Regions from separate parts of the Homo sapiens genome. Here region 2 is linked to region 1. A link is an interaction called in ENCODE POLR2A ChIA-PET data of the cell type or tissue named here. Cell type or tissue: Panc1. All regions are shown on one strand. Links, peaks and the distances in the headings refer to the core of each region. The heading gives the core; the rest is flanking DNA. Region 1 has its middle 84 kb from the start of LINC01365. Region 2 overlaps PDE5A (phosphodiesterase 5A).

What was found. Peaks named below come from ENCODE experiments on the same cell type or tissue, not always from the same donor. Only the 100,000 strongest peaks of a DNase experiment are listed, where the experiment ranks them.
Region 2: POLR2A ChIA-PET joins it to region 1 with 6 read pairs; 2 of 35 experiments call an interaction of 5 or more read pairs at or near these places.

What each region holds. Positions count from the first base shown.
Region 1 is chr4:119,712,336-119,728,520 of GRCh38, forward strand. No RefSeq gene overlaps it. Among named protein-coding and RNA genes, the nearest start is that of LINC01365, 84 kb to the right of the region's middle. In Panc1, for the core only: no CTCF peak of the experiment used is centred there; no DNase peak of the experiment used is centred there; H3K27ac peaks cover 3,720 bases.
Region 2 is chr4:119,589,824-119,597,823 of GRCh38, forward strand. It overlaps PDE5A (phosphodiesterase 5A), which reads right to left. Exons shown (of 21, transcript NM_001083.4): 3 at 6,700-6,789. Among named protein-coding and RNA genes, the nearest start is that of PDE5A, 35 kb to the right of the region's middle. In Panc1, for the core only: no CTCF peak of the experiment used is centred there; no DNase peak of the experiment used is centred there.

The DNA of each region.
Region 1 (16,185 bases), core at 4,635-12,634:
TCTTGGAAGAAGTCTGCAGCAGGGGCGGGGCCCTCATGGAGGGCAGTGTGAAAGGAAAATGTGGGGTTTGAGGCCCCACACACAGTTCCCCCTGGGGCACTGCCTAGTGGAGCTGTGAGAAGAGGGCCACCATCTTCCAGACCCAAGAATGGTAGGTCCACTGACAGTTTGCACTGTGTGCCCAGAAAAGCCACAGACACTCAATGCCAGCCTGTGAAAACAGCAGGGAGAGGCTGGGGACAGTGGCTCACGCCTGTAATCCCAGCACTTTGGGAGGCCAGGGGGGTGATCACAATGTCAGGAGTTCAAGACCAGCCTGGCCAATATGATGAAACCCTGTCTCTACCAAAAATACAAAAATTAGCTGGACATGGTGGCGTGTGCCTGTAAACCCAGCTATGCAGGAAGCTGAGGCAGGAGAATCGCTTGAACCTGGGAGGCAGAGGTTGCAGTGAACCGACATCACACCACTGCACTCCAGCCTGGGTGACAGAGTGAGACTCTGTCTCAAAAAAAGAAAAAAAAAAAAAAGAAAGCAAGCAAGCAGCAGGGAGGGTCCTGTACCCTGAAAAACCATAAGGGTGGAGTTGTCAAAGACCATGGGAACCCACCTCTTGCATCAGCATGAACTGGATTGAGACATGGAGTCAAAGGAGATTATTTTGGAGCTTTAAGATTTGACTGCGCTTCTGGATTTTGGACTTGCATGGGGCCTGTAGACCCTTCATTTTGGTCAACTCTTCCATTTAGAATGGGTATATTTACCCAATGCCTGTATCCACATTGTATCTAAGAAGTAGCTAACTTGCTTTTGGTTTTACAGGCTCATAGGTGGAAGGGACTTGCCTTGTCTCAGATGAGACTTTGGACTATGGACTTTTGAGTTAATGCTGTAATGAGTTAAGACTTTTAGGGACTGTTGGGAAGGCATGACTGGTTTTCAAATGTGAGGACATGAGATTTGGGAGGGCTTAGGGATAGAATGATATGGTTTGGCTGTGTCCCCACTCAAATCTCATCTTGAATCATAGCTCCCATAATTCCCATGTTCCATGGGAGGGACCTGGTGGGAGGTAATTGAATCATGGGTGCAGGTCTTTCCCATGCTCTTCTTGTGATAGTGAATAAGTCTCATGATATTTGATGGTTTTATAAAGGGGGGTTCCCTTCACATGCTCTCTTGCCTGCCACTGTGAAAGATATGCCTTTGCTCGTCCTTTGCCTTCCACCATGATTGTGAGGTCTCCCCAGCCATGTGGAACTGTAAGTCAATTAAACTTCTTTCCTTTATAAATTACCCAGTCTTGGGTATGTCTTTATTAGCAGCATGAGAACAGACTAATACAGTTGCTCATTTTGAAGCAAATTTTGTATTGAAGTGTATATTATCCTTTAATACAAAATAATACACAAATCAAAGTATACAGCTCAAGGAGTTTTCACAAAGTGGGCACATTTATTTAATCAGAACCCAGAATTTACCAATATGGTCAAATTGGGAGATTACTACATAAAACATTCAGAGTTCTGATTTCTCCTGAAAAGTTAGAAAATCTCACCATCTTGAGCCCACATTTCCACTAGCCAGCAGGAAAGCAGCTGGTCCCTTAGGTGGAGCATATGCTGTCTATTTTCCACTGTAGAATTGTGACCAATAAAAGGGACAATAAGACAACAAAAATATAAGAGAAAAGCAGGAGTCAATGAAATGTTATTAAAATGTCAAGCATTTGACTGAACTAGATAAAGGGACCTTAAAAGAGTTCAGATTCTAACTCACTAGCAATTATATTACTTGGAACAATTATATGTTAAAGAGAAAGTTGGCTGGAGCCTGGGTGGAGATTGCAAATTCCATCTACTTGAATCAAATGATAGATATTACTCTGCTAAAAGGTGTTAGGGTTAGGCTTTGACAATGTCTATAGCTCTTCTTTGATTGTGGTATGTGCCTTGAATTTTGTAATTATGTTTCTGTTGCTTCTTACTACTACTTACTTCCAATATTTGGGTTGTAAGGTCACATTAGAATTTCTTAATGGTATCTACTCCCTGAAATTTAATTAGGTACCTTCAAATTAACTCTGGCTAATAAATGGGGTACCTTTTATTAGTAACAACTTGTTAAATATTAATTCTGGTTGTAGAATTTGAGTATTGTTTTACTACCCAATAGCAACTCCCCATACCTCCCAGCTTCTTCCCTTCTAATAGAACACTGATTTTTGTTCAGGTAATTTAACTTCCTTCACATGGCCATGTGGTTTCCTAATGCAATCATGGCAATCTCATTCTTTTTGCCAGTTCGAATTTTAACAACAGGTGTAATGTATTTCAATGAGCCATGAAAGAGAATCTACTGCAGGGTTCAGGGAAAAATTTTGCCATGATTAAAAAAAGATGGAAAAGATTTAAAGAGTACAATTCAAAAATGCTGATAGGAGGCAAGACTAACTTGCAGCTCCGACTTGGACGGACGGACTGAACAGGGTGCAGAGACTCACATTGTAAACTTTTACTCCAAGAACTACCATAGGAACATACCAGGAAAACTGAAAGAATTCACAGACCCTTTGAAAGAAGTGGCTTGCCACTGCAAACTCCATGAGACAGCTAAAAACTGTGAGTGTCCAAAGTGTGAGAGGGGGGAAATGTCTACCTCCAAAGGTACATCCTTACTGGGAAACCTGAAAATCCAGATCACAGGAGAAGGGTTTAACCTTACTTAGAGCTGAAATAAATTTAGAGGGCTGAGTGAAATATAAAAGTAGAAGAAGTGGGTCAGGCATGGTGGCTCATACCTGTAATCCCAGCACTTTGGGAGGCCAAGGTGGGTGGATCACCTGAGGATGGGAGTTCAAGACCAGCCTGACTAACACAAAAAAACCCCAGTTCTACTAAAAAATACAAAATTAGCCAGGTGTGGTGGCACATGCCTGTAATCCCAGCTACTTGAGAGGCTGAGGCAGGAGAATCGCTTGAACCCGGGAGGCAGGGGTTGTGGTGAGCCGAGATCACGCTATTGGACTCCAGCCTGGGCAACTAGAGCAAAACTCCATCTCAAAAAAAAAAAAAAAAGAAAAAAAAAAAAAGAAGCGCAGTAAGAGCCCTTTAGGCACTCCTGGTCCCCAGGGAAGCCATTTCTGACTTTGTCTCACAGGAGTCCTTGGGGAGGGCAGCTAGTGGAATTGGGGAAGTACCACAGGGAGAAAGAAACTTCCAACTCAACTTTGTAATAATTTCGATTGAGTGTGAATTTTGCTGGCCAGAATCCAGTGGCGGGTAAGCGGGTGAATGCAAAGTGCAGCTAGGAGCACAGAACCTACAGCAGGTGGGGAGGGTGGAGCCTGAAAGCCCTGCTTGCTTTCTCAGCAAGGAGGCTTGTCGCCTGGAGCAAGATCTCAGCCCTGCTTTCTGGCTGCCTTGATATAAACTTGGTACTGTTGGTGGGGCACAGTGGGAGTGAGACTGGCCTTGCTGGCTATGTGGGAGCTTGGTGAGGCCTGTGACTGCTGGCTTTACCCCACTTCCCTGGTGACCTGTATGACACAGCAGAAGCAGCCATAATCCCCCTAGGAACATAACTCCATAAGCCAGAAGACCATCCCCTATCCCCCACAGCAGCCACAGCAGCCACAGGAAGCCCCACCCAAGGAGACTTTGAACTCAGAAGAGCTTAACTCTGCCCCAACCTGATTGTCTTTCTTTACCCACCCTGATAGCTGAAGACAGAGGACATAATCTTTTGAGAACTCTATGGACCTGTCCACTGTCTGAGAAACCCAAATATTTATCCAGGTGACCCTAGGTCAAGCTTGTATCCCCTTTATACTACTGCAGCTGATGCTGTCTTGAAAGCACCACCTCTTGGATGGAGGCCAACCAACTCAAGCCATTTTAGCACCTCATAAAAAAATAACCTCACTTCAAGAAAGGAGAAAACAACAGCTAACTCCACTGCCTTTAACATCCTGGCTAACCATAGGTCCTGAGTCTGGCCATGTGACAACTTCAATGCTAGCACAGCAAGCATTTGAGAAAACCAGCATTCTAAACTACATAAACAAAACTACAAACAAGGATTTTCACAGAGTCTATTTCACTCCCCTGCTACCTCCCACTGGAGCAGGTGCCCGTATCTATGGTTGAAAGACCTGAAGATGGATCATATCACAGGTCTCTTAGCAGACACTCCGCAGTACCAATCTGGAGCCCAGTAGCTCCGCTGGTTAGCTAGACCCAGAAGAGCAATAATAAACACTGCAGTCTGGCTCTCAGGAAGCCCCATCCCTAGCGGAAGCAGGGGAGCACCACATCAAAGGATCACCTCGTGGGACAAAAGAATATGAACAGCAGCTCTTGAGCCCTAGATCTTTCCTCTGACCTAGTCTACAAAATGAGAAGAAACCAAAAAAACAATTCTGGTAATATGACAAAGCAAGGTTCTTCAACACCCCACAAAGACAACACTAGCTCACCAGCAATGGATCCAAACCAAGAAGAAATCTCTGAAATACCAGAAAAAGAATTCAGAAGGTTGATTATTAAGCTACTCAAGGAGGCACCAGAGATAGGTGAAAACCAACTTAAAGAAATTTTAAGAATTGGGGAGGGGAGAAAAAAGAAAAAAGAAGAAAAATAATACAGGATATGGATGAAAAAAATATCCAGAGAAAGAGATAGCATAAATTTTTTAACAAATCACAACCTCTGGAAATGAAAGACATGCTAAGAGAAATGAAAAATGCATCAGAAAGTTACAATACAATTTAAAAAGTAGAAGAAAGAACTTCATAGCTCAAAGACAAGGCTTTCAAATTAATCTAATTTAACAAAGACAAAGAAAAAATAATTTTTTAAAAAAGGAACAAAGACTCCAAAAAGTTTGGGATTATGTTAAATGACAAACCTGAGAATAATTGGTGCTCCTGAGGAAGAAGACCAGCCTAAAAGTTTGAAAAACTTATTTAAGGGAAAAATCAAGGAGATTCCCTGGCCTTGCTAGAGATGTAGACAACCAAATGCAAGAAGCTCAAAGAACACCTGGGAAATCCATCACAAAAAGATCATCACCTAGGCACATAGTCATTAGATTATCTAAAGACAAAGGGAAGAATTTTAAGAGCTATGAGGCAAGAGGATTAGGTAACCTATAAATGAAAACCTATTAGATTAACAGCAGATTTATCAGTAGAAACCCTAGAAGCTAGAAGGGATTGGGGTCTTATCTTTAGCCTCCTTAAACAAAACAATTATCAGCCAAGAATTTTGTATTCAGTGAAACTAAGCTTCATAAATTAAGGAAAGGTAGTCTTTTTGTGACAAACAAATACTGAGAGAATTTGCCACTATCAAGCCAGCACTACAAGAATTGCTAAAAGGAGCTCTAAATCTTGAAACAAATCCTGGAAACATATCAAAACAGAACCTCTTTAAAGCATAAATCTTACAGGATCTATAAAACAAAAATACAAAAAAAAATTTTACAAACAACAAATAGCATGATGAATAGAATAGTACCTCATAACTCAATACTAATGTTGAATGCAAATTTCTAAACGTTCCATTAAAAAGATACAGAATTGCAGAATGGATAAGAATTCACCAACCAACTATCTGCTGCCTTCAAGAGACCCACCTAACACATAAGGACTCACATAAACTTAAGGTAAGGGGGTGGAAAAAGACATTCCATGCAAATGGACATCAAAAGGAGCAGGAGTAGCTATTCCTACATCAGACAAAATGAACTTTAAAGTAACAGCAGCTAAAAAAGACAAAGAGGGACATTATATAATGATAAAAGGCCTTATCCAACAGGAAAATATCACAATCCTAAATATATATGCACCTAACACTGAGTTCCCAGATTTATAAAACAAATATTACTAGACCTAAGGAAAGAGATAGATAAGAACACAATAATAGTGGGGGGCTTCAAAACTCCACTGACAGCACCAGACAGGTCATTAAGACAAAGTCAACAAAGAAACAATGGAATTAGACTATACCCTAGAACAAATGGACTTAACAGATATTTACAAAACATTCTACCAAACAACTTCAACATATGCATTCTATTCATCAGTGCATGGAATATTCTCCAAGATAGACCATATGATAGGCCACAAAACAAGTCTCAGTAAATTTAAGAAAATAGAAAATTATATCAAGTACTCTCTCAAATCACAGTGGAATAAAATTGGAAATCAACTTCAAAAGGAATCCTCAAAACCATGCAAATACAACGAAATTAAATAACCTGCTCCTGATCGATCATTGGATAAATAATGAAATTAAGATGGAAATTAAAAAGTTCTTTGAACTGAATGATAATAGTGACACACCTATCAAAACCTTTGGGATACAGCAAGAGTGGTGCCAATATTAAAGTTCATACATTAAACACCTTCATCAAAAAGTCTGAAAGAGCACAAATCTAAGGTCACACTCAAACAAACTAGAGAAACAAAAACAATCCAAACCCAAACCCAGCAGAAAGAAAAGAAATAACAAAGATCAGAGCAGAAATAAATGAAATTGGAACTAAAAAATACAAAAGATAAATGAAACAAAAACAGGTTTTCTGAAAAGATAAACAAAATCGATAGACCATTAGCAAGATTAAGAAGAAAAAATATCCAAAGAAACTCAATTAGAAATGAAACAAAAAATATTACAACCAATACCACAGAAATACAAAAGATTATTCAAGGTGACCGAAGTAGAAACTCTGAACAGACCAATTACAAGTGGTGAGATTGAAACAGTAATAAAAACAATTGCCAAAAGAAAAAAAAAAAAGGCCAGGACCAGACATATTCAGAGCTGAATTACGTCAGACATTCAAAGAAGAATTGGAACAAATCCTGTTGACACTATTCCACAAGATAAAGAAAGAGGGATATTCTCTAAATCATTCAATGAAGTCAGTATCATGGTAATTCCAAAACCAGGAAAGGATATAACAAAAAAAGAAAACTATAGACCAATATCCTGGATGAACATAGATACAAAAATTCTTAACAAAATACTAGCTAATGGAATCCAACAGCATATCAGAAAGATAGTCTACCATGATCACATGGGTTTCATACCAGGGTTACAGGAATGGTTTAACATACAGATGTCAATAAATGTGATACACCACATAAACAGAATTAAAAACAAAAATCACATGATCATCTTAATAGATGCAGAAAAAGCATTCGACAAAATCCAGCATCCTTTATGATTAAAACCTTCAGCAAAATCGGCATAGAAGAGACATACTTTAATGTAATAAAAGCCATCTCTGACAAACACACAGTCAACATTATACTGAACAGGGAAAAGTTGAAAGCATTCCCCCGAGAACTGGAACAAGACAGAGATGCCCACTTTCACCACTTCTATTCAACATAGTACTGGAATTCCTAGCCAGAGCAATAAGACAAGAGAAAGAAATAAAGGGTGTCTAAATTGGTAAAGAGGAAGTCAAATTGTTGCTGTTTGCTGATAATATGATTGTATATCTAGAAAACCCTAGACTCATCCAAAAACTTCCTAGATCTGATAAATGAATTCAGTAAAGTTTCAGGATACCAGATCAATGTATGTAAATCAGTAGCACAGCTATACACCAACAGTGACCAAGCTGACAACCAAATCCAGAACTCACCCCCTTTACAATAGCTGCAACAAACAAACAAACAACGAAAAAAAAACCCTTAGAAATATACCTAACCAAGGAGGTGAAAGACCTCTACAAGGAAAACTACAAAACACCGTGGAAAGAAATCATAGATGACACACACAAATGGAAACCATTCCATGCTCATGGGTGGGTAGAATCAATACTGTAAAAATGGTCTTACTGCTGAAAGCAATCTATAAATGCAATGCAATTTCTGTCAAAATAACATCATAATTCCTCACAGAACTGGAAAAAACAATTCTAAATTTCATATGGAACCAAAAATAGCCTGCATAGCCAAAGCAAAACTAAGCAAAAATAACAAATCAGGTAGCATCACATTACCTGACTTCAGATTATACTACAAGGCTATAGTCACCAAAACAGCATGGTACTGCTATGAAAATCGGCACGTAGACCAATGGAACAGAATAGAGAACCCAGAAATAAAGCCAAATGCTTACAGCCAACTGATCTTTGACAAAGCAAACAAAAACATAAAGTGGGGAAAGGACTCTATTCAACAAATGGTGCTGGGGTGATTGGCAAGCCACATGTAGAAGAATGAAACTGGATCCTCATCTCTCACCCTATACAAAAATCAACTCAAGATGGATCAGAGACTTAAATCTAAGACCTGAAATGATAAATATTCTAGAAGATAGCATTGGAAAATCCCTTCTAGACATTGGCTTAGGCAAAGACTTCATGACCAAGAACACAAAAGCAAATGCAACAAAAACAAAGATAAATGGATGCGACTTAACTAAAAAACCTCTGCACAGCAAAAGAATTAATCAGCAGAGTAAACAGACAACCCACAGAGTGGGAGAAAATCTTCACAAAGTATGTATCTGACAAAGGACTAATATCCAGAATCTACAAGGAACTCAAATAAATCAGCAAGAAAAAAAACAAATAATCCCATTAAAGTGAGCTAAGGACATGAATAGACAATTCTCAAAAGAAGATATACAAATGGTCAACAAGCATATGACAAAAATGCTCAACATCACTAATTATCAGGGAAATGCAAATCAAACCACAATGCAATACTACCTTACTCCTGCAAGAATGGCCATAATTAAAAAAAATAAAAAAAAATAGATCTTGGCTTGGATGTGGTGAAAAGGGAACACTTTTATACTGCTTGTGGGAATGCAACTAGTACAACCACTATGGAAAACAGTATGGAGATTCCTTAAAGAACTAAAAGTAGATCTATCATTTGATCCAGCAATCCCATTACTGAGTATCTACCCAGAGGAAAATAAGTCATTATATGAAAAAGATACTTGGACACACATGCTTATAACAGCACAATTTGCAATTGCAAAAATATGGAACCAGCTGAAATGCCTATCAATCAATGAGTGGATAAAGATATCTATCTATCTAGCTACACACACATACCATGGAATATTACTCAGCCATAAAAAGAAATGAAATAATGGCATTTGCAGCAACCTGCATGGAGTGGAGACCATTATTCTAAGTGAAGTAACTCAGGAATGGAAAACTAAACATCGTGTGTTCTCACTTACAAGTGGGAGCTATGCTATGAGGACACAAAGACATAAGAATGATACAATAGATTTTGGGGACTCGTGGGGAAGGGTGGGAGGGGGTGAGGGATAAAAGACTACACATTGGGTACAGTGTACACTGCTCAGGTGATGGGTTCACAAAAATCTCAGAAATCACCACTAAAGAACTTATCCATTTACCAAACACCACCTGTTCCCCTAAAACCTATTGAAACAAAAAACAGATTGAAAAAGAGAATATTTTGTCTGGATATTACCTTGTTTAATTATGATATAAAGTAGTTAGCTTAAGGACAAGCCTAAAGAAATATGAAAAAATGAAAAGACACTCAGTCTTTGATAATGTTTTTAAAGCATTGAAATAAGCAAGCCTGGAGTCACTTAATCTGAACATTTCTTCTGTGAAAGAATAAATGCCATCATGATCCAGCTTGTTAAGCCAAAATTTTCTGTTTCTTGTGGCTGAAATCTTTCTAACTGCCACAGCTTGTGGAAATACTTCATTAGTGAATCATTTACAGTTAAAGGATTTGTCAGGGCTGAGTGCCATGGCTCACACCTGTAATCCCAGGACTTTGGGAGGCCAAGACAGGAAGATCGGTTGAGCCTGGGAGTTCAACATTAGCCTGGGCAACATGGCAAAACTCCATCACTACAAAAATAAAAAAATTAGCCAGACCTGGTGTTGCACATCTACAGTCCCACCTACTTGGGAGGCTGAGGTGAGAGGATCAATTAAGCCTGTGAGGTCGAGGCTGCAGTGAGCTGTGATTGTGCCACTGCACTCCAGCCTGGGTGACAAAGTAAGACTCTGTCTCAAAACAAATTAATTAATTAATTAAATTAAATATATAACCATTTTTGTACATGCACATTAATAAAGTTCCCTTCATTCCTACAATCTCTTTTATATACATGTATATGTATATTATACACTATCTCTGAGAGAATGAGCTAAGGGAGATATGTAGATAGATAGATAGGTATGCATATATATGTTTTGTTTGGCCTGTGAACTATAAAAGGTTATTACATTTTTAAATGGTTAAATAAATAAAAGTAATTTTGTGACATGTAAAAATTATATGAAATTCAAATTTCAGTGACCATAAATAGTTTTACTGAGATGGAACCATGCCCAATTATTTACGTATTGTCTGTGGCCACTTTCCAGTTTCCAAGGCCCAGTTGAATAGGTGCAACAGAGACATATTGCCACAAAGGGTGAAATATTTACTATCTGGCCATTTACAAAAAAAGTTTGCTGATCTTTGGCCTAAACCAATGCTTCTCAGTGTTTACTGTGCATGTGAATTACTTGGGGATCTTGTGAAAAGGCAGACTCTGATTCAGGAGCTGTGAGTGGGGCCTGAGTGTCTGCATTTCTACTGAGCTCCCAGATGATGCAGATGCTGCTGGTCTGAGGACTGCACTTTAAGTAGCATGGGTTTAGAGTAGGGTCAGCAAACTTTTCCTTTGAAGAGCCAAGTAATGAGTATGTATTTTAGGATCTGTGGGCTATGTAGTCCTTTTTACTACTCAAATCTTCAAGGTGAAAGACCTGCCACTGCACTCCAGCCTGGGTGACAGAGCGACACCCTGTCACGAAAAAAAGAAAAAAAGATTTGTCAGACTAAGTAGGTAGGCCTTTACTTCAGGCTTGTATCCTAAGAATAAATTATCCTAGAAAGAATAGAGAAAACTGGATGATGACAGAAAGATAAAATAAACTCATTTTCATTTTTACTCAAGTAAAAAAAAAAAAAGAAAAAATATATGTACAGAAAGAGAGAGAGGGAGATGGCAGTAACCTAGACCAGGAGTCAGAACCTATTCTAGCAAATCCATTTAGAATAAAAATTTTAAAAATACATATTGTGTACATATACACATATACACATACAATATAAGATTGTGTATATATATACATGCACACATTTTTTCATATCTATATATATACACACATAATATATAGGAAACATATATATATGTTTCCCATAAGATTATATATAAGATTATATATAAGACACATATATACACACAATATATAAGAAACATATATAGGAACATATATATATGTTTTCTGTAAGATTATATATGATTCCTATAAGATTATATATATTTCCTATAAGATTATATATATAGGAACATGTATATATATTTCCTATAAGATTGTGTATATATATTTTATATAAAGTGCACTTCTGAAAAATCTTGGGCACTTTCATGTTTCTCAAATTGGTTAACCCAAATTATTAATGCTGTGTTAATTCAATAAAGTGCTTTCATCTACCCATCGTTAGTGACAGGTCTTCATTTTGTGTCTCTAAAGTTAGCTTTGATAAAGTTTGAACATAAAGGTTTCTATGAGCTACACATTTTTTCTAATACTGATCTATTAATAAGCTCTGTATATCAAAAGTTTTGCCTATCAATTAAAGAGACTTGAACCCTGCCAGCATATTTAGAAACAGTTAATATGGTTGGTTTGAATTTGGGGCCAAAAGAGTTCTTAATTGCGGTTAGATTCCCATTCCTTCAGAACCAGGTATGTGTATAAACAGATAGGTTTGCTGACCAACATACATGTATATGAGATTGTAGGGAAGAAGGGAAATTTCCCCTTTGCTCTCTGAAGGTCCACTGAAAAGTCAGCTCACAAAAGGCATATTAATTGGAGAAAAAGCATACAAATTTATTAACGTGTACACGAGGAGAATCACAGAGTGATTACACAATATCCCAATGGGGTACAGGTGCTTATATACCCTACTTCTCAGGGGAAAGGAAGATGGGAACTGTGGATGATTTAGAGGGATAATAAATGGTTTTGAGGGGAAGTCAATGGGCTTGAAGAACATACAATGCTGGCACAAAGTCTGCTGGGCCCACAGCACAAACAAACGTATGTAACAAAAGCCTGTCCAGGTTTTTGACAGACTTCAGTCTTTTTTTTCTGTGGCATGAGTTTAGTTAATGAAAACTCAAGGAAGGAAACAGAGATAATTATTTTCTTCTTTGGCAGGTCCAAATTTTAAGCAGATAAGGAACTTCAGAGAACAACTTCATCCTGTGCTTTGGGAGACACAGAGGATCGAGAGCCAGGAGGGGTGAGGGGAAATAGGTCAGAGAGACCTTGAGGTTTCCTCTTCAATTCATCATGTCAAAGCAAGTCAAAGCACCATATTGTAGGGTATCTGTTTCTGAGCCCCAAAAAGATATACATAATATGTACATTATATACATATGCATAATATATCTATCCTCCTAGTAGTCTCTCTGTACTGTATTTATTCTGCCAATGAAAAATATGTAGTACACCATCACATCATTTGACAGAACCTTTGTTACAAGTTAGAAATTATACAGGAGGAACAGCAACATATTCTAGGATAAATCAGATAAGTAATTAGTAACTGATCTAAAGTCACATGTACTAGAAAATATAAACTAGGCCAGGTGCAGTCTTTCATGCCTGTAATGCCAGCACTTTAGGTGGCCGAGGCAGGAAATCGCTTGAGCTGCAGGAGTTCGAAGCCAGCCTGGAGAACACAGCAAGACGTTGTATCTACAAACAATAAAAACTTAAAAATTAGCCAGGTTTGGTAGCATGCACCTGTTGTCCTAGCTACTCAGAAGGCTGAGTCAGGAGTATTGCTTAGCCCAGGACTTTAAGGCTGCCGTGAACTATGATCACGCCATGGCTCTTCAGCCTGGGTGACAGACAGAGGCCATGTCTCTTAAAAAAAAGAAAGAAAGAAAGAAAGAAAATAAAAGAGAAAAGAAAATATAAACTAGGTGTTTAGAGTCTTGGGGAGAGTGAAAAGGGAGGCAAAGTATTGGCTAAACAATGATGTGACAGTAAGTAATGAGGCAGTATCCTAGACTAGATCTCTGCAAACTATGGCTTATGGGCCAAATCCAGCCTGCTGCCTGTTTTTGTGTGGCAGGTCAGCTAAGAAATGATTGAAATCATTACATTTTTAAATGATTGAAAAAAATAAAAACTAATAACATTTTGTGATGTGAAAATTACATGAGATTCAAATTTGCGTGACCATAAATAGTTTTATTGAGATAGAACCATACCCATTTATTTATATATTGTCTGTGGCAACTTTCCAGCTTCCAAGGCCAAGTTGAATAGCTGCAACAGAGACATATTTTCAAAAAGGTTAAAATATTTACTATCTGTCCCTGTATAGGAAAAGTTTGCTGACTCCTGGCCTTGACAGCCTAGACTAATGCTTCTCGATGTTTACTTGCATGTGAATTACATGGGGATCTTGTGAAAAGGCAGATTCTGATTCAGAAGCTGTGGGTGGGGCCTGAGTGTCTGCATTTCTACTGAGCTCCCAGCTGATGCAGATACTGCTGGTCTGAGGACTGCACTTTCAGTAGCAAGGGCTTAGAGAGGGGTCAGCAAACTTTTCCTTTAAGGGGCCAAGTAAGAAGTACATATTTTAGGATCTGTGGGCTATGTGGTCTTTTTTACTACTCAAATCTTCAGGGGAAAGGCAGCCATAGGCAACATATAAAAGAACAGGAGTGGCTGTTCCTATAAAAGTTTATTTGCAGAAGCAGGTGTTGGGCTGGATTTGTCCCATGGGCTGTAGTTCACCGGTTGCTAGGCTAGAGAATTAGTAAGTGATTTCTATTAAGAAATAAGCATTGTCCTTCCTTCAACGTGCTTCCTGGTTCCATTAACCCCCAATAATAATGGTGATGAGTTTCAGAGAACAGTAACTTATCCAAAACTGCCACAGAAAATCAGTGGTGAACCTGGCATAAAACATAGCCATGATTAGTGGATGACCGTCTGGAGAACATGTACACTGGGATTGTGACTATTCTAGTTTCCTTCATTGTGGGGCCTGGCACTTGCAGACCTAAACAATAAAAGGTGAGACATCTATTTAGGGCCAAAATTAAGTGTAGGTGTCAGGAAACTGGATGTTTGGCTCAGGGAGGGCAGAATTCTCTATTTAATAATAAAGTTTACGCCTTCACTGCATGTTCTTGAAGTTAAGGCTCAGACAAATCTCAGAAAGCAAATGTTTCATAGTCTTGAATTTCTCATGCTCTAAAAATGAAATTGCTCTACTTTATAATAATGTGTTATTTTAGGCACCAAGTAGTGTGGCATTCTGCCTTCCCAGTGTACTTTGGAATTTTTAATTATACAATGAATGTCCTTTTAACCACAATGACTAAAATTACATTTCTCTTTCCAAATTCTTCTAGAATTATTTCCCTCTGTCTAAGCTACAGTTACTGAAATAGGGAATAGACCTTAATTCTGGCCTAGAATATAAGATTTGTTTTATCTTTCTTTATGCTGTCATTTCTGTGTAAATTAATGTGTCGATAAGGCATGAATCAGCATAACTACATGTAATAGATTAATAGAACACTAAGAACATATATGTTATAAATAAAAATGCTTAGGAAAAATTTATCTACAGCCTCAGACACAATATCCTTAGATTACAGATAACATATAGATATGAATAATTGTGTCATTTTTATGAATCATGTGTTGAGAAACTTAACGTCACTGCTTTGATGATAACAATAATTTCCATCTTACAAGCAATTAGTGTAGATTCCTGAGCAAGGAAGAATATAATGAGCGTTCTAATTCCTAAGAATCTATCATCTCAATTTTAGATGGAGCAGGAAGTTGAAATATGACATTAAATAAATATGAACTCACACAGAATCAACGACTCTTAGAGCCAGAATTTTTGATGGTCTAATTTAGCAATTTCATGCAACGCTTCTATGTTTCCACGTAAGTCCATATTGAATAAGTTAAATTGTTAAAGCCATTTTCTTCTTCAACACAAATATATTGGCATTTTTTCCCTGAATGTAGGGATATGTATTAGTTTCTCAGAGCTGTCATTAACAAACTGGCTGGCTTAAAATAACATAAAGTTATTGTCTTACAGTTCTGGAGGCTAGAAGTCTGAAATCAAGGTGTTCGCAGGGCTATGCTCCCTCTGGAAGCTCTAGGGAAGAATCCTTCCTTACATTTTCCTAGCTTCTGGTGACAGCTAGCAATCCTAGGTGTCCCTGTGTTTGTAGAAGCATCACTCTAATCTCTGCCTCCATCTTCATATGCATTTTCTCTGTGTCTCTGTTTTCACATAGCTCTCTTCTGAAAAGTACATCAGTCGTATTGAATTAGGGGCCTACCCTACTCCAGTATGACCTCATCTTAACTAATAACATCTTCAACAACCCTATTTCCAAGTAAGGTCACATTCTAAGGTACTGGGTATTAGGACTTCAGCATGTCTTTTTTTGGGTGGACACAATTCAACCTGTAACAGAATATAAGGATGCAAAGACGTTATTGTTTCCCATGCAGCCCTTAGAGTACAGAGGAGAAAGCGAATGTGTAGATTTTTGAAGATACAGTTTATAATAATTTAATACATACAAAATGCTGTTAGAGTATTGTGGTGGTGGCAACTATTTTTTTCTAAGTGAAATGGTAAAGGAAAAATTTTAAAGGCAGTTGCCATTTGAACAAGGTTTTGAGAGACAAACAGGAATTCATCCTAGAGAAAAAAATTGCCAGATGTGGGGACATATTAGGAAAACAGTTTTGGGTAAAGGCATGAAAATAAGAATGAATAAAGTGTTTATTTCCTGTGATTAACACTAGCAACCTATTGAGTATTAGTATGTGTCATTTAACATTCACAACAACTCTTTTGATCCCGATTTTGCAGATGGGAAAACTGAAATTTAGAGAAGCCAAGTACTTTGTCTCTAGCTTATGCATCTGAAGGTAGTCCTATTGGGTAACAAGACAGTCTGATTGCACAGCTTGTGTTATTAGCCACTGAGATAAACATTACAGTTTAAAACATTTGGAAGTATATATGGGATGGCTACAGATAAAGCTGAAGAAGTAGACTGAAGATTAATTGTAAAGAAATTGGTTTATCA
Region 2 (8,000 bases), core at 1-8,000, 130 kb before region 1:
GAGCGGTTTAAACACTAACATTGAAGGGCCAGCAGAATACAGGCAGATCTCCTTGTTGCCACCTCAAGTCCTGCTTCTGCATGTAGCCACATTAAACACATCAGTGTACCTTCCACTCCAACAAAATCAACAATAATTTAAGTGCTTACTGCAGAGTCTCAAGAAAACACCAATCAGGAGGGAAGCAGAGTGCAGCCATCATCCATAGCAGACTTTTAAGAAATGCTCTTCTCTCTATTATGACCCCTACAGTCCGAATGCCTGGGTTTGAATCTCAGCTTTGCCAGTTTTTAGTTATGTGACTTTGAGCAAGTTCCCTATATGTTTCATGTCTCAGTTTCCTTTTTTGTTAGGTAGGAATAAGATAATGGGTTACCTCTTATGGTTGTCATGAAGATTAAATGAACTAATACTTGCCAGATCATTAGCACAGTTTTCACAAGATTTGCTTAATAAATATCACACATGTTTACTGTCTCCTACATACAAGGCAGTTATTTCCAAACTCCTACCCCATACTCCTCAAACTACTCCCTCATAGACACTCTGGACTGGCTCTCTTCTCTCCCTTGATCACTTTTTTCTTTCTGTCTTTATTCATTTTCTCCAGCCAGTAGCTCTTTGACCTTCCAAAATAAATTATTTTAGCCTTCTAACACTTCTCCAGTTTCTTTTTCCACTTTGCCCATTAACTCCATTCTCTAGAAGGGAGTAGGGAGAGGGGAAGATTGCAAAAACTTAACCTCTATGATTTTTTTCAAAAATTACCATCACAGATGTTTAGTAATATCTATGATCCTTACTTGTAAAAAAAGCACTGCTGTATCTATAACAGTTATGGTTATAACATTAATGAAAAGAACTCCCAAACATTTTTAATTAGTTGAAATACTTTACAAGAATAAGAGGCAAATAAAGAGCTTAGATATTTCAGTGAATCTTAAAAATCTTCCTGCATTTTCCGGCCTATGTTATAATTCAGACTTTAGTATTCAGCAGTCAACTACTCCATTAAAACAGCTTTCCAGAGTTGGTACCAATGTCTTTAAAAACCAGTGTCACTGAAAGGTACCAGGATATTTTGTAAACAATCAATATTTAATGATTCAATAATCACAGTTCTTTTTAGGTTCCTTGGTAATTAGTCAGAATGGGTATTGGCTTACTCGATAAGGGTGGACTTAGAAAAAGAGAAAACACCAAATTCATTTTGCCTTATTTATGAGGAAAAATAGAGAAAAACATGTTTCTCTTAAGTTTAAAGTTTCTTAGAGGGTAATCAATAGACTATGTCAGGGGCTGTGTTGGGATCCCAGTTAGCTGAGTACTGGCTTTGGTCCCAGTTAGCTGATTATTATGTGGCTAATGACCTCTTCATGCAGCTCTTATTCCTTGTCTCTCTTTAAAGCTCTATTAGTTCTACATCTCCTTTTAAAGAATAGTAGCTGATGCACTTCCAGTGTGCCAGGAACTACGTTAAACCCTTCACTCACATGAATGCATTTAATCTTCCCAATAACCCTTTAAGGTAGATCCTTTTATTGCCCTCATTTTGCAGATGAGGAAACTGAAGATCAAAGGGATTAACCAGTTCCATCCTGGTTTGTCAGCCAGCAACTAAGTGGTAAAGATGGGATTCAAGCCCAGAGCAAGCAATCTTAATAATTAGTCCCCAAAGCCTCCCTGCAACTTTCCATTTTGGTTTAAAATTTTCACGACAAAGAGTAGTTATGTGTACATAAAAAGCAAACACTACTCTGAGTTTGTTTATACAGATATAAATTTAAAGATAATTCTGGAAGTCAAATATTGCACCTTGTTAGTGGCCTGGGTTTATTTTTTGGCCAGCCAAATTACTTTTTATATTATAACAGCCACGCTTGATAGTGTGTCTGTTCTGTCTCTCTTCATTCTTTTCTCTGAAAACGTTAATTCTCAGGAGAAATAATTTTGAACTTGGCAGTGTGAACCTGGGAGGAAAGGGAGCAAGATGAGAAGGAAGGAGAATGGGGAGGGTCAGCAAGATGTTTAAAAAGCTGTGTTCTGGGCCGGGCGCAGTGGCTCACGCCTGTAATCCCAGCACTTTGGGAGGCTGAGGCAGGCGGATCACGAGGTCAAGAGATCGAGACCATCCTGGCTAACATGGGGAAATCCCATCTCTACTAAAAATACAAAAATTAGCTGGGTGTGGTGGCGCACGCCTGTAGTCCCAGCTACTCAGGAGGCTGAGGCAGGAGAATTGCTTGAACCCGGGAGGCAGAGGTTGCAGTGGGCCGAGATCATACCACACTGCACTCCAGCCTGGTGACAGAGTGAGACTCTGTCTCAAAAAAAAAAAAAAAAAAAAAAAAGCCGGGCGTGGTGGCTCATGCCTGTAATCCCAGCATTTTGGGAGGCTGAGGTGGGCGGATCACAAGGTCAGGAGATCGTAGCTATCCTGGCTAACACGGTGAAACCCTGTCTCTACTAAAAATACAAAAAGAAATTAGCCGGGCGTGGTGGCGGGCGCCTGTAGTTCCAGGTACTCAGGAGGCTGAGGCAGGAGAATGGCGCAAACCCGGGAGGCGGAGGCTGCAGTGAGCCGAGATCGCACCACTGCACTCCAGCCTGGGTGACAGAGCGAGACTCTGTTTAAAAAAAAAAAAAAAAAAAAAAAAAAAAAAAGCTGTGTTCTGGAAGCCCTCTCTTGAATAAAGTTACAGATTGAACATCCCTTATCCGAAATGCTCGGGACTTAGAAATGTTTCAAGTTTTAGATTATTTTTGGATTTTGGAATATTTGCATTATTATCAGTTGAGCATCCCTAACAGAAAAATCCAAAATGCTTCAATGAGCATTTCTTTTGAGGGTCATGTTAGCACTCAAAAAGTTTCACATTTTGGAGCATTTTGGATTTTCAAATTAGGTATACTCAATCTGTATTTAGTCCCCAGTGAAGCTACTGAAGATTTTTTCATCTCATGAAATGCTTAGTGTAAGAGTCCAAGGCTCATATTAAGTCACCACAAGGTAAAACAGACACCAGCAGGAGAGGATGTGAGAGCACAGAGAGAGACATGAGAAAGCTCAGGAACCCAGCAGAAGTCTAAAGGAGAGAGCTTCGGGCTATTTGGGGATCTGTGGCCAAACCCACTTCAATCAGATCTGTAAGAAGGCAGCAGGTCCTTGGCTAAGAGTGGGGTTACATATTCATGTAATGAAATTTAAATCATCTCTCAGTAGAATGCCTAGAATTAAAAAGACTGATACACTATGTGTTGCCAAGGATGTGATGTAAGGGGAACTCTCATACACTGCTGATAAGAATGAAATATGGTACAGCTACTTTGGAAGAGTTTGGAAGTTTCTTATCAAATTAAATAAATACCTACCATATGACTTAGCAACTGCCCTCCTATGTATTTACCCAAAAGATGTGAAAGCATAAGTCCACACAAAGGTCTGTATGCAAACACACTGACAGCAGCTTTGTTTTGTAATAGACACAAACTGGAAATAACTGAAATGTTTATCAACTGATGAATGCATAAACAAATTGTAGTATATCCATACCATGGAATAAATCACTCAGCAATAAAAAGGTACAAACTACTGATACATCCAACAGTAGGGCTGAATCTCACACCCATTAGGCTAAGTGAAAGAAGCTACATACAAAAGACCACATACTGTATGATTCCATTTAAATGACATTCTAGAAAAAGCAAAACAATAGTGACAAAAAGCAGATCAGTGCTTGTCAGGAGCTGTGGGTTAAGGGAGGAGGAGATCAACTATGAAGGGGTACAGGGGAACATTTGAAGTGACAGAAATGTTCTATATCTTGATTGCAGTGGTGGTTACATGATCGAATATACATATCTCAAATTCATCAAATTGTACACTTAAGCTGGGTAAATTATATTATATGTGTATTAATCTGTTCTCACACTGTTCTGAAGAAATACCTGAGACTGGGTAATTTATAAAGGAAAGAGATTTAATTGACACACAGTTCCTCATTGCTGGGGAGTCCCCAGGAAACTTACAATCATGGCAGAAGGCAAAGGAGAAGCAGACACCTTGGGCGGCAGGATGGTGTGAGTACAAGTAGGGGAAATGCCAGATGCTTATAAAACCATCAGATCTCATGAGACTCACTCACTATCACGAACAGCATGGGGGAAAACGCCCACATGATCCAATTACCTCCACCTGGTCCCGCCCTTGATACGTAGGGATTATGGGGATTATAATTTAAGGTGAGATTTTGGGTGGGGACACAGACAAATCATGTCAGTACGCGAATTATATCTCAATATAGCTGTGTTTTTTTAATTTTTTATTTAATTTAAATCATCCTCACCGGCAGTCATAATATGGAAGAATGTATATCCTGAGGATACTTTCTGTAGAAAGGGCCATCCTACTCACTTCTTCCTAGTGATTCTGTTGCATTCTCATCAGTTCCCCCAATCCTGACTGTTGGAGAAATTGTTCACACTATCTAGAAAGAGAAGCTTAATCAGGGCATAATTCAGGCTGAATCCCTTTGCCGGTACAAAGCTGTTTTGGGGGCCACGATTTTAAAATATCCTTAATAACTAAAAGCTGAACATTGTCTTCCTAAGTGCACGGAATCTTAGTCTGTGGTTTATAACTAGGCCTGCCAGATGAAATTTGAGTTGGATTTGAGTTCAGATAAACAACAAATAATTTCTTAGTATAATGATGTCCCAAATAATGCATGGGACACATTTCTTTAAAAATTTGATATACCTGGCAACCATATTAATAACACAATAATGATCAGTCCATGTATGGCCTTTTCAATTTTATGTATTCATTCACATACTTAGTTAATTAAACTAATTAATTAATCTCATATTACGTCATTGCTGCAGGCATTTTTAGTTACTACTGCTGGAACTACACTTTTTAAGAAACCATGTGGCAACTCTAAGGCACTGAGAATGACTACTGAGAAGTAACTGACTTAGGGCCTTGTTAATCAAATTGTGATCAGCAGACCCAGGTAATCATCAACTTGGTACTTGTTAGAAAAGAATCTCAGGTTCTACCCAGACCTACTGAATTCAGAATCTGCATTTTAACAAAATCCCCAGGTGATTCCTATGCACAACACAGTTTTAGAAGCACTGATTTAGAAAGCTGTGTTTTAGGCAAATTTCCAGGCAGTGATATGTAGAATGGACTAAAGGGAAATTGACTGCAAGGATAGAAACACCTTACAAGAACATTTAAAAACCTTAGGCATTACTTCAAAATCTGAATCATGGTGCATGCAGGTAGCACGAATAAAAAGAAAAAAATATTGAAATCAGAAACATTCTAATGAAAAAAATCAATGGGGTTTGGTAACACACTAGATGGAGGAAGGAGAATAAATGTCAGAATTTGAATATAAATCAAGTAGAAGCATCAAGTACTTCTAATATGATTGGCAGTGGTTCTCAACCTTGGCCACACACTGCAGTCATTTGGGAGCTTTAACAAATACTAATACCTGGGTCCCAATCCCTGAGATTCTGATTTAAGGTGAAACCTCGGCATTAGAATTTTTAAATGCTATACCCAGATAACTGGTAAAACATTTCCGCGTGTGTCTGTGAGGGTGTTCCCAGAAGAAATTAGCATTTGAATCAGTAGACTGAGTGAAAAAGATTCTCCCTCACCAATGTAGGTGGGCATCATCCAATCCACTAAGGGCCCAAACAGAACAAAAAGGCAGAGGAAGAGCATATATTGCTCTCTCTTCGGAAGCTGGGACATCCATCTTCTCCCTCCTCTGAGACAACAGAACTTCAAATACTCAGATCCTTGGATTCTAGGACTCACACCAGCAAATCTCCCATTTCTCAGGCCTTCAGCCTCAGACTGAATTACACCACAGGTTTTCCTGTTCTCCAGCTTGAAGATGGCAGACTGTGGGACCTCTTGGTCTCCATAATTGCATGAGCTAATTTCCATAAATAAATCCCCTCATATATCCTCATATATCCTATTGATTCTGTTTCTGTGGAGAACCCCAATTAATACAATTGGTAATCTTTTAGACTTCTCCAGTTGGTTGTAATACACAGTCAGGATTGAGAATGCTCAATTGAAATATTCAGTTTAACTGATAATTTATTAACTCTTTTTTCCAAATAAGTGTAAAATGAAGAGGGAATTCAGTGATAACAGAATCCAAATCTTCTAGTTAGGTGAAATATAAACTAACATATTTTCATTTGCCTGTTAAAATTTCAAATTGAAATTTACATAATTAGAATTAGCTATGATTTCCATTTTTTTCAAAACCTCAATTTGAATGAAATCCGTTAATGACCACTGTAGTTGGATGAGCATTTATGAATACTACTCATACTCCTAAAACATAATATGCAATGAATTGATCCTAATCACAACCATAATTACATATCTTAAGATAGAATAACGCCTTCAGGAAGAGGGGAGGTAGAATATGACATGCATAAAATTTATTTCTAAGTAAATGGGCATAGTAAAGCAATTATCAGAATTAGGCCCTGTAACTAAAAATCTAAATAGAAAAAAAATCAAGCAGAACATTTAAGAACTTTATAGCTAATTTGTCACTAAAGCATTATTTCATATATATGCAAAGTAAATACAAAATATTTTTCAAAAAGAAAAATATTTCCAATGACCTTTTATAAAATGGAAAATTGGCTTACCTCTTCCCTATGATTCTTAATTGGCATACAAAGAATGCTTTGTGTCTTGTAGCCTGTAATTTGGTCAACTTCTGCATTGAACCGAGGATCCTAGTATGGAAAAAGAAATTCAATTTAATGACTGACCTGTTCAAAGATTGATTTGATTTTTCTGATTTATTAGATTAGAGAAATCTAACCTTGGACTTACCTTGTTACTCTGAGTAACAATTTTATTGTTGTGAAAGGCATCATCATGTAAGTACATATTATATTTGACAAAGATAAATTGAAGTTGCTGAGCTTTTTTATAAGCAGCTAGTGTTTAAGAGAAAAAAATACAGACTCGAACAAATGTTCAGAAATAAAGAAAATTCAAAATATTAACCACTTTAGATAGCTGTACTTAAATTCAGGAAAAAGTGGCATCTCTCCACCTCTGTAATATCATCTCACAACCTGATTCTATTGTGCCTCCAGAACAACCTTTTCAATAAATGACTTTACTTCCCTTGTAAGGGCTCTTTTACAGTTCTTCAGTATTCTGTACTTCTATCTCAAGTATTCCTAAGAGTTTAAATTATACACATATATACACAATCTCATTGAGTCAGATTGTAAACAATCCTTTAATCTTTTGAATTTCCCCTTTTACAAGGCACATTATACACACCCAATAATCATAAAGGACTTCTGAGGTGTTAAATTTCTAAGTATGAATTAAAGAAACAAAGGTAAAGTTTAATTTTCCATTACACTTTAGATTGGGAAGATCTCAAATTAGGCTGTAAACTCTGTGAGGGTTTTTTTTTTTTTCTTTTTTTGTTCATTACTGTATTCCTAGCACAGGAACTCAATCAAAAGCATGCGTTAAATCAATGAAGGAATTCATTAACAAATAATACCACGGTTATCAAATGTTATCATTTTTACCTTACCATATAGTTTAAAGCAAATCTTGTCAGTAAAGGGAAAACCAAAGTAGAGGAAATCAATAGCTACAACAACATGAGGTTAGAGTGGAATGGAATCAAGCATTCCAGGACATAAACATCTGAATGAGTGCTGTTCCCTTCAAAGCGATAGCCTTGGGGAGTTACATGCTTAATCTAATAATAGCATCACTGCTCCAAAAACTACGCAGTTGGAATTCCCTTCAGAGAATATGGAATATCCACACTGGAAAAGCTCATCTTTTGATGAGCTTTGAAGGTCATTTCTTTTTAAAAAAATAAAAAATAAATTAGTCACAGTAAAGCTGTGAATGAAGTGATTACACTAGATTCCATCAATTGGGGTCAGAAATGAGGCCAATTTTCAAC